Regions from separate parts of the Homo sapiens genome. Here region 2 is linked to region 1. Evidence: read pairs that join two places in POLR2A ChIA-PET (ENCODE). Cell type or tissue: K562. All regions are shown on one strand. Region 1 overlaps PTCRA (pre T cell antigen receptor alpha). Region 2 overlaps CUL9 (cullin 9).

Evidence for each region. ChIA-PET counts read pairs that join two places held together with the same protein. Peaks named below come from ENCODE experiments on the same cell type or tissue, not always from the same donor. Only the 100,000 strongest peaks of a DNase experiment are listed, where the experiment ranks them.
Region 2: POLR2A ChIA-PET joins it to region 1 with 5 read pairs; 8 of 35 experiments call an interaction of 5 or more read pairs at or near these places.

What each region holds. Positions count from the first base shown.
Region 1 is chr6:42,922,591-42,925,090 of GRCh38, forward strand. PTCRA (pre T cell antigen receptor alpha) reads left to right here. Exons shown (of 4, transcript NM_138296.3): 2 at 437-757; 3 at 1,639-1,683. Among named protein-coding and RNA genes, the nearest start is that of CNPY3, 5.6 kb to the right of the region's middle. In K562, no CTCF peak of the experiment used is centred here; DNase peaks (open chromatin) are centred at 1,501 and 1,680.
Region 2 is chr6:43,221,573-43,224,072 of GRCh38, forward strand. It overlaps CUL9 (cullin 9), which reads left to right. Exons shown (of 41, transcript NM_015089.4): 35 at 113-206; 36 at 744-818; 37 at 959-1,069; 38 at 1,207-1,324; 39 at 1,692-1,825. Among named protein-coding and RNA genes, the nearest start is that of DNPH1, 6.7 kb to the right of the region's middle. RefSeq lists an enhancer at 1,250-1,787. In K562, no CTCF peak of the experiment used is centred here; no DNase peak of the experiment used is centred here.

The sequences.
Region 1 (2,500 bases):
TTAGCCGGGCGCTGTGGCGGGCACCTGTAGTCCCAGCTACTCAGGAGGCTGAGGCAGGAGAATGGCATGAACCCAGGAGGTGGAACTTGCAGTGAGCTGAGATCGCGCCACTGCACTCTAGCCTGGGCAACAGAGCAAAATTCCATCTCAAAAAAAAAAAAAAGAAAGAAAGAATACATGGAGGATAGATGGCTGATAGAAGAAAGGATGGATAAACAGGTGAGTGAATGAAAGGATGGGCAGATGGAGGGAAGGAAGGGTGGCTAGATGGGAAAATGCAAGGAGGAATGGATGAGTGGCTAGAAGGACATGTAGATGGATGGTGGAAGGATGGATGGATGGAAAGACAGAAATGTAGAACCCTAGCCTACAACACAATGCTGGCCTGGGAGGCCAAAAGCTGGTCTAGCACCCACAGGTACATGCTCTCTTGCAGGTGTGGGCGGCACACCCTTTCCTTCTCTGGCCCCACCAATCATGCTGCTGGTGGATGGAAAGCAGCAGATGGTGGTGGTCTGCCTGGTCCTTGATGTTGCACCCCCTGGCCTTGACAGCCCCATCTGGTTCTCAGCCGGCAATGGCAGTGCACTGGATGCCTTCACCTATGGCCCTTCCCCAGCAACGGATGGCACCTGGACCAACTTGGCCCATCTCTCCCTGCCTTCTGAGGAGCTGGCATCCTGGGAGCCTTTGGTCTGCCACACTGGGCCTGGGGCTGAGGGTCACAGCAGGAGTACACAGCCCATGCATCTGTCAGGTGGGGATGGAGCCTGGGCCCTTGCGGATGCTCCCTGTCCCCTTCCACACACCAGGATATGGTTGGAGGGAGGGCAGGCTCCAGGCCACAAAGGCATGAAGGGTGTCCAAGCGCAGAGCCTCTGGGTGAGGTGACACCTGGGCTCAGGGGAGAGTGGCCTCAGGGCCATGAATTTTGGGATTTGCCACTGCAATATCTGTTTGAAATCCAGGCTTTGCAGCATGGCTTCCAAGGATAAAAATGCCTCCTTCCACCTAGGATTCATTATACACACATAGATAATCACCCTGTGTACATGACACCCTATAAGGACCAAACTAATTAACAAATCACTACCAGTTATTGAGTGTTTACTCTGTTCCAGGCAGTGTTCTACAGACTTCACATTTATGAGACAGGTCATATAATTCCCTCAATTTTACAGGCACAGGGAGGTTAAGCAACATGTCTAAAGCCAGCTATTTTTGTTTCCCCCTCCATTGTATTTTGAAACAGTCAGCTATTATTATCACTGACCAGATGACTTACTTCCTCTCTAGGGATTATCTCAATTTTGTCATCTTTCAAATGGGAATGTTTGTTAACTAAGTGCCCTGACTTCCAAAGAATGCTGCGAAGACAGTCAGTTCCTTATCTGAGAGTTCCGGGCTCCCCAGCCTCCCCAGGGCACAGAACAGGGGACACTGCAAAGTGAGGGATGTTTGGGTCTTCAGAGGACTTGCAGCAAATGGGCTCAGGGTTTCTGCTGCTGGCTCACTTGTCCATTTACCCCAAATGCCTCGACACCCACCCTGTGCCAGGGCCTGGGCATAGCACTGGGGATGCCCTCCAGAGTGCATGGCCCATCCCCAAAGACTCATTCGCTTCTCCCTGGACAACAGGAGAGGCTTCTACAGCCAGGACCTGCCCCCAGGAGCCTCTCAGGGGTGAGTACTCCGGGCAAGGGGTGGGGAATAAGAGGCTGGGACCAGGACCTTGGGCCCGGGGGGTGGGGCCTTCAGCTCTGGCCTAATGGGTCTTACACTGGAGGTCAGTAGGTGTCCCATGTAGAGGCTGTCATGCTAGGTTGGGGCACTGGCTAGCATGGGCCTCAGTCTACCTAGCATAAGATGGGGGTGAATCCTTTGACCCCAGCCTAATTCCTGGACATTAGTTGAGAAGCACAGGTGACAGCTAACAGAGGGGTCTTTGGAGTCCTCCTTGGGCAGCCCAGGCAGGGGGGTCTCAGCATTAGAGGCCGTGTAAATGGGAGGCTGTCTGGGGTGATGGAAAGAGCCTGGACGGACAGTCATGAAGTTGGGCTGTGGTCCAACTCTGCTTCCCGACCAAATAGAGAATTTTGAGGCCGGGTGCGGTGGCTCACACCTGTAATCCCAGCACTTTGGGAGGCCGAGGTGGGTGGATCACGAGGTCAGGAGTTCGAGACCAGCCTGGCCAACATGGTGAAACCCCGTCTCTACTAAAAATACAAAAATTAGCCGAGCGTGATGGCACACGCCTGTAGTCCCAGCTACTCAGGAGGCTGAGGTAGAAGAATCACTTGAACCCGGGAGGTGGAGGTTGCAGTGAGATGAGATCGTGCCACTGCCCTCCAGCCTGGGTGACAGAGTGAGACTCCATCTAAAAAAAAAAAAAAGAATTTTGAGCTAGTTACTCTCTGCATCAGATGCTAATTAATTCCTGCGTGGCCCCCACCCCTACCCCCATGATTGTTGGGGAATAAAATAAAATGAAGGCCAGGAA
Region 2 (2,500 bases), 300 kb after region 1:
CAGGGCAGGAGCAGAGGCCACAGCATCAACAGCGGTACATCTGGGCCCTTGGCATTCCTGGCACACCCCTGCCCAGAGGCAGGAGTCCCTGACCAGCCAGCTTCCTCCATAGCATGACCTGTGCCAAATGTAACCATGGATTCTGCTGGCGCTGCCTCAAGTCCTGGAAGCCAAATCACAAAGACTATTACAACTGCTCTGCCATGGTAAGGCGCTGGGCACTAGGGGAGGGCAGAGGCCCAGAGCCGTCGGGGAGGGGTGCTGCTACCAGGTCCTGGGCAGACAGGGCTCCTTGTGCAGTGCAGCATTCTAGCTGTTGGGATAGAGGCTCACTGTGGGGAAGACAGAGCCACCTGGGCCTGCAGATGCTGGAAAGTCTGTTCACAGGGACCTTCAGCTCCAGAACAGGACTTCTCATACCGAGGTGGCTACAGAAAGGCTGGGGAGGGCTGGGCACTCTCAGAAGGCAGCAGGGCAGAGCAGGAAAGAGCAGGGACCCTGCATTTAGAGCCTGGCTCTGCTGCTTAGCATGTGGCTTTGAGCAAGTTCATTTACTTCTCCAAGCCTCAACAGCCTCTGCAAAAGGGGTGAATAATATGACCTACTCCACACAGTCATGAGGACTGAATGAAGATAATCGGGGGAGGTGTAGAAAGGCCTCCGTGAATGTTGGCTTTTCCACTTATTAACTCCCTCCTGTCCAAACAAAACACCCAATAGCCCTCCCAACGTATCCTTGCTAGGTAAGCAAGGCAGCTCGCCAGGAGAAGCGGTTTCAGGACTATAATGAGAGGTGCACTTTCCATCACCAGGCGCGGGTGAGTCGGGAGGAAACAGCGGGTAGATGCCTGCAGAAGCAGGTTGGGGTGGTGGGGTGGAGGGGGGTGGGCTGAAGGTCTGACCGGGCAGGTGGTGCTGCGCCACCTGTGCTGGTACTGATACACCTTCCTCCACACAGGAGTTTGCTGTGAACTTGCGGAACCGGGTGTCTGCCATCCATGAAGTGCCCCCGCCCAGATCCTTCACCTTCCTCAATGATGCCTGCCAGGGACTGGAGCAGGCTCGGAAGGTGGTAGCGGGTGGGGGAAGAGAGCAGGGGAGGGGTGTGCCAAATGGGTCTGGGGGGCTTGGCTGCTTTCATCGGACTTGCCTGGGTGAAGGGAATGAGGAGAGGGCAGGCGGGAGAGCTGATGGGAGCCCCTGCAGGTGCTGGCCTACGCCTGCGTGTACAGCTTCTACAGCCAGGACGCAGAGTACATGGATGTGGTGGAGCAGCAGACAGAGAACCTGGAGCTGCACACCAATGCCCTGCAGATCCTCCTGGGTGAGCCACCCCTGCCAGCCAGGCCCTCCTCCTGCCTCCTCCCCTCTGTTGCACAGCCCGGCCCCTCCCAGACAGGTCAAGCGGCACCCTTACCTTCCCTCTCTCCTCTTCCTCTTCATTCTTCATGGCCTTCTCACTGCCTGGCTGTTAAAGCTCAGGTCGAAAGCCTACATTGTAAGGTGCCCAAGGGCGCAGATGTTCGTGGATGTTTCTTGGTTTCTGGTCTTTACCCTGCTCCCCTAGGGAGCTTCATGAGAATGTCTAGAGCTGCACCTGGTGCTTGGTAGACGTTCCATAGGTGTTTGTTGGAGGAAGGAATGGATGAGAATGAGAAGGGAGGGAGCCTCTGTGCCTGCCCCCTCTGCAGAGGAAACCCTGCTGCGGTGCAGAGACCTGGCCTCCTCCCTGCGCCTCCTGCGGGCCGACTGCCTCAGCACGGGCATGGAGCTGCTCCGGCGGATCCAGGAGAGGCTGCTTGCCATCCTGCAGCATTCTGCCCAGGTACTGCCCGGCCCAGACCCCTTCTGCTCCTGCATTCTGCGGGAGTTGAGGTCCTCCTGTCCCAGCACAGCCCCTGCCCTGGGGCGAGTCCAGAAGGAAAGGCAGCAAAGCGGGTGAATGGATGTTAGACCTGGGCGCACATCCCGGCTTTTGGGCCAACCTGCCTGATGCTGCTGGACCCTATCACTTCACCTCCTGGGGATTCCTACAAAATAAAGGGGTTGGCTAGCCCACATCAAGGGTATTTGGTCAGGTGCCTATCAGAATCACTTGGGGAACTTTTCCAGACTGTACTTCCCAGATAGGGATTTGAAATCCTAAGAGTGGGCATCAGGGGATTGGGGTCACTGGAGCAAGGGCTCTCCCAGGCTCTCTCCAGCTCTAATGCACTGATGCTGAGTCTAAACTGTGAGTCCTGTCCTCAGGTTGCTTACTGACTGGTAAGTCACATGGGCAGAAAAGACATAGATTCTGTAAGCTCTTTAAGCACAGGGTCGTGTGCCTCACCTGGTACCCCGTATCCCTGGAGACCATCTGTGGGTGAACTCACAAAGGCAGTGTTTCATGAAGTGCTGTGCTGGGAGGGGAGCAGTCCTAGCAGGAGCTTGGCCCTCCCAGAGCATCAGTGGAAGGAATGCTGGGTCCAAAGGCCCCATGCCCTCTACCTCCTTCTCA